2 separate regions of the Homo sapiens genome follow, and region 2 is linked to region 1. The links are chromatin contacts, found by Hi-C or POLR2A ChIA-PET in ENCODE. All regions are on one chromosome and are shown on one strand. Each heading gives the region's core, a stretch centred on a gene start or an enhancer-like site at or near the end of the contact. The rest is flanking DNA. Distances are from core to core; before and after follow the strand shown. Region 1 overlaps SBF2-AS1 (SBF2 antisense RNA 1). Region 2 overlaps SBF2 (SET binding factor 2).

Evidence for each region. Hi-C counts contacts between places; a loop is a spot of excess contacts on that map. ChIA-PET counts read pairs that join two places held with the same protein, here RNA polymerase II (POLR2A).
Region 2: a loop to region 1 is called in a map of Caco-2, with 3 times the contacts of the local background. The contact joins two enhancer-like sites. A Hi-C loop is called at or near these places in 1 of 168 maps with a recorded cell type or tissue (Caco-2). POLR2A ChIA-PET finds 5 or more read pairs at or near these places in 1 of 52 experiments (WTC11).

What each region holds. Positions count from the first base shown.
Region 1 is chr11:9,773,453-9,776,275 of GRCh38, forward strand. All of the region lies in intron 1 of SBF2-AS1 (SBF2 antisense RNA 1), which reads left to right. Among named protein-coding and RNA genes, the nearest start is that of LINC02709, 15 kb to the left of the region's middle. Within about 2 kb of position 1,384, at least 4 of the 41 ENCODE cell types and tissues checked have a DNase peak (open chromatin) inside an H3K27ac peak, as active enhancers do.
Region 2 is chr11:10,121,469-10,124,291 of GRCh38, forward strand. All of the region lies in intron 2 of SBF2 (SET binding factor 2), which reads right to left. Among named protein-coding and RNA genes, the nearest start is that of SBF2, 170 kb to the right of the region's middle. Within about 2 kb of position 1,488, at least 4 of the 41 ENCODE cell types and tissues checked have a DNase peak (open chromatin) inside an H3K27ac peak, as active enhancers do.

The DNA.
Region 1 (2,823 bases), core at 134-2,633:
ATCTTGGGCAATATAGTAAGACCCTGTCTCTATAAAAAAATTAGCTGGGCATGGTGGAGCACACTTGTAGTCCCAGCTACTCAGGAGGCTGAGCTGGGAGGATTGCTTGAGCCCAGGAGGTCAAGGTTGAAGTGAGCTGTCATTGCGCCACTGCACTACAGTCTGGGTGTCATAGCAAGACCCTGTCTCAAAAAAAAAAAAAACAAAACTATAAGAGGTTGAACTGGTTCATGGTTTGCAGGCTGTAAGGCTGTAGAGGAAGCATAGTGGCATCTGCTTCTGGGAAGGCCTCTGGAATCTTACAATCATGGTAGAAGGCCAAGCGGGAACTTTCATGTCACATGGCCAAAGCAGGAGCAAGAGAGTAAGGGGGAAGGTGCCACACACTTTTAAACCTCAGGAGAACTTACTCACTGTCATGAGAATAGTACCAAGTTGATGGTACTAAACCATTCATGAGAAATCCACTCCCATGATCCAATCAGCTCCCACCAGGCCCCACCTCCAGTTGGGGATTACATTTCAACGTGCGATTTGGGTGAGGACACACATCCAAACTATATCAAGGGCATTGCAATGGGAATACCTATATAACACCATAGTAAACTATGTGTGTATTCAGGGAGGTAAAGGAACACAAAGGTTTTTTAAAGGAAAAATGAGGATCATTACATAATTGTTTTGAGATAATTATCCTGGCTACAAGGATCAGTAACAAGGGTGACACTAATCCAAGGCTGGACAGGCAGTTGCTAGACAGATGCCTTCAAAGGAGTAATTTTTGTGTAAGGTTGCAATGGCCTTTGTGCAAGGTTGCAATTTTTGCAGGTTTTTTTTTGATAGTTTTTGTTATCAGGCATTTATGCATGAGTACTCTCTCTTCATAGCTTTCCCTGGCTCAATTTATCAGGCTTTTTTGTTTTGTTTTGTTTTGTTTTGCTTTTTTTTAAACATAAGTGACTCCATTTTGATTCTGACAACTTTAACATTGACAACCATGAAAAGATTTCTCTCAGATCTCTGACTGCAGGGACTGTCATTGACTATTGGCCTCAGCTGGTATATTCTGAAATCTATTACTGTGTTTCCACCAAAACCATGCTTCCCATGGACTGCTCCTAGCCAATGATTGAGCATGGTGGGGATCCTAGGAAGGCCCATTCTTGGAATATGTGGGATTCCCCTGATGGCTCAAGGACTTCTTATCTGCCTTGCTGAACTTCCTTAGAACTGCACTGCACTCCAAGTCTCCTCCACTCATCTTTGCTTCCCTTTCTTTTTCACAAGGATTACACCAGCATCATCGTCTCTTGGCTCTTCCAGCCTCCCCAGAGTTCCTGCCTATCAGGCATCTGCTTCTCAGAGGACTGAGACACATTCCTGTTACTCCAAGAACAATTCTGTTACCAAGGACCAATGCTGTGGTCCGTGGACCAGCAGCACTGGCCTCATTAGAAACGCAGAATGTCAAGCCCCACCCCAAACCTACTGAATCAGAATCTCATTTTAACAAGATGATTCATGTATGCATTACAATTTGAGATGCACTGATTTAGATGATTTGGATTTTTCAGCAAATCCTTTAAATCTCAGTTTGGAAACTGAGTCCTTGCCAAGGTAAATATTTGGAATCACAAAGTAACAGATCATCTGCGTCCTGCATTTTTATAAGTCAAAGCCCAGCAAAGTTAAGGGACTGATTCAAGGTCATAGATTACATTAGAAGAGAGCCAGCACTAGAAGCCAGGTCTCTTGCCACCCAGCTCTTCCCTACCCCCGCAGGCTCTGCTGTGAGCAGGCTATTTGCTGTAAATATGCATTGTTTAGTGTGGTAGCAGTGGAAATAAGGCTAGTTGTGGTAGAGTACAAAATATATTTGTCCTTTGTTCTGGGTTCCTGGCGCACAGTGTCTAAAACCCTAGAAATTCCCTAAGTGATAGTTTGTTATTCCTAACACACCCCACCCTTTAGGAGTATCTTTTGCTATTCATAACTGCCCTTCGCAACACCTGAGTTTATGCTAACAAGGTGATTCAGGGTGGGGTCCCTAGCTAGGTTAAGGATGTGGGCTGGTCATCTGAAAGACCAAACAAGTGAATAGAGGGTGGGAACTTTCAGCCACCCCCAACCTCGGGGGAGGGAGGGTAACTTGAGACTGGGTTGTAAAAACTCTTGAATAATGAGATAAGGAGTGCCTCTGGGTTGGTGAACACATCAGATGCTGGGCAGGTGGTGTGTTGCCTCCCTCCATACCATGCATCTCTTCCCTTTGGCTGATCCTGAGGTGTATCCCTTAGAAATAAGCTGGTAAATGTAAGTAAAGTGTTTTCCTGAGTTATATGATTTGTTCTGGCAAATTACTGAACCTGAGGAGGGGGGATTGTGGAAACCTTCATATTTATAGCTGGTTGGTTAGAAGTTCTGGTGGCCCTTGGAACTTGCAACTAGTGTTTGAAGTGGGGGCAGTCTTGAGGACAGACCTGAACTTGTGGAGTCTACGCTAAATCCGGGGAGTTAGTGTCAGACTTGAACTGAATTGTTGGATGTCCAGTTGATGTTGGAGAACTGGTATAGAAACATGACATGCATTTGTTTTATCAGAAATGGCCTCTGAAAAAAAAATTAGTCCAAACTCAGATGTGCTGTAAGTATAAAATACACACTAGATTTTGAGGATTTAGTATGAACAAGGAATATATTTCATTAATTTTTTTTGGTATTGTTTACTCATTAAAATATTTTTGATATATTGGAGTAAACATATGGTAAAAACAAATATATTAAAATTAATGTCTTTTTTTAACTTGAAGATATCTATGGGGC
Region 2 (2,823 bases), core at 238-2,737, 350 kb after region 1:
GATATATCCCCCTCCCACCACCACATGGTAAGGAGGATGGGATAAAGCCTTAAGACTTAGCTACAAGGCAGAGGTATGCAGGGCTAGTATTCTCGAAACCAATTTTACATATGACTAGCAGCTGATCCCCTATTTCACCTAAGACTGACAATTTTTAGAAACAAAAACAACCAACATTGATATAAAAATATGCTTTTGTACAAGCCAAGCATTTACTTGGGAACCTGTAGAATAAATTACAGTTGTCCTCTTTTACCCACAGTTTCATTTTCTGTGCCTTCAGATCTGAAAATATTAAACAGAAAATTCTAGAAATAAATAATTCATAAGTTTTAAATTTCATACCATTCTGCATAGTGTGATGAAATCTGTCACCACTCCATCCAGCCTCGGACAGAAATCACTCCTTTGTCCAGTGAATCCACAATGTGTATGCTATCTGCCCACCTGTTACTCACTTAGTACCATCCTGGTTATGATGACTGCTGAAGTATTACAGGGTTTGTGTTCAAGTAACCCTTATTTTACTTAGTAATGTCCCCAAAGTACAAGAGTAGTGATGCTGGCAATTCAGATATGCCAAAGAGAAGCCATAAAGTGCTTCCTTTAAGTGTAAAAGTGAAAATTCTCAAGTGAATAAGGAAAGAAAAAAATCATATGCTTAGGCTGCTATGATCTATGGTAGGAATAAATCTTCTACCCATGACATTGTGAAGAAGGAAAAAGAAATTCATGCTAATGTTGCTGTCACACCTCAAACTGCCAAAGTTACAGCTACAGTGTATATAGTAAGTGTTTAGTTAAGATGAAAAAGGCATTAAATTTGTGGGTGGAAGACAGGAATAAAAATGTATTCCAACTGATGGCAATCAAGTGGGTACTGTCCACAGTTTCAGGGTGGGAGTCTTCGAACATATACTCCTCAGCTAAGTGGGGACTAATATATATTTATGTATTTTAGAGTGCACAGCTAGAACTCAGAACAGGCCCTAAAAACTTGCTTAATATTTGAATTATGAGACTTTTCCAACATCTCACTTGTTCAACACCCTCAATTATGTGGCACACAGCCAAGGTCCTAAAAGTAGGCCAAACAAGCAAACTATAAAAAACTAAAATTAGATATCACAAATCTTTATTAAAAGGCACTTGATTTTCCTCATAGGAGAATCATTTGACACTCACTCAGTTATTAGATACTATTAGTTTACACATAATTCTAGCAAATTCAACTAGTCATTTTCCAATTTATAACAAATGCATTTACACTGGGGGTGAAGATGGAGACACGGGAGTCTCAGCACGCACAGTAGGCTAGGTCAGCCCTTCATACCTGCACACTTACACATTACTTGTATGCATCATTTACTAGAGTAGATTACAAGAATTGAAACTCTATAGAATAGCCTTAGTCATCAAAGGTTAAATTATATTAGTATGTGCTCTCAGAAATATGCATAGCTTGTACAGCATGTAGTTACACACACACATACACACCCATACCTTGTCTCCGTTTTTCTTCTGCTTTCTGCCAAAAGCTATTCAAACCTCAACCATTTCATGAGTCACCACACAGGCAGCTCTTACTTTGGCTTTACCTCTCCCTGCTTGGTTTCACCACTCCAATCACCTGGCTCAACTATAGAAAACCCTTCTGATTTTCCCTACTGAAGGAAACATCAGGGTTAGAGTGTCACAAAACACTACAAAACCGAAATGAATCCATGTATGCTCATCTTTGAAAGAGAAAGTCAGGGAGGAAGAGTTCGACAAACAGAAACAGGAATAAGAAGGGAAACATAGGGTTCAGCTCACAAATACTTGCAATTTATTTGAGTACAAAATATTCATTCCTCTAAGTAGTTTATTTATGACAGACACTTTGAGGTACTGTATACTCTAATCACTTGTTCTACTTTATCTGTCTTTAACATTACTAGGAAAAACTGAAGGATTTCCCTGTTATCTGGGTAGTTTTATAAATCCCGACAATAAAAAATCTACCAAGAGAATGTGATATTTAAGTTTTTGTATTCATATTTTTAAAATTCTTTTTAAAAATACAAAAATTAAAATCACTTATCCCTACTTGAAAAAAGAGAGAGAAATCTACTTCCTAACAGTGCCTAATGGTTATAGATCTCCACTAGTTCCTGTTGTATTCAGAGTCGAGTTTAATCTCTCTCCCCTAGTCTTGACTATAAAGTCTTCCTTACAAAAAAAAAAAGAAAAATATTTTCCTTACTTCCACTAACATAAATAAGCTTTATTGTCTGCATTATTCAGACCTAGGTATAAACATACACATGTAATAATAGCTTTTTAAAATAAAAATGTACATTTGTCCACATCTTGCTTTTCTCACTTAACAATGTCATTCTTTTCTACACTTCTCAAACATGGTGTATTTACCTAACAACAAGACTACTGAGACGGTTTTCAGTATTTTGCTATTCCAAGAAACACCAATGAATATGCTTATAACAAATTAGAATCTCACTATTAAAGTGTGAATATGAACAGCCTAACACTAATAGTTAGTTATAGAAACATTTTATGGTTTGGCCAACCTGATAGCCAAAATCTTCATTCACTTTTATTTTAGATTGCCTTTAAAAAATTATGACTGAGATTGCAGGCAGCTTCTCATGGTTTCTGGCAATATGTGTTTCTTCAGTGAACTGACAGTTTGTATTTTTTTGGTTGTTGTTTAGTTTTACTATTAAGTTCTAAGGTGTTTTTGATCAAGGTAATCAACCTTTGTATCTTTTAACTTGGTTGACAGTATCTACCACAGTACACTAACATTAAGAAAATTTATCC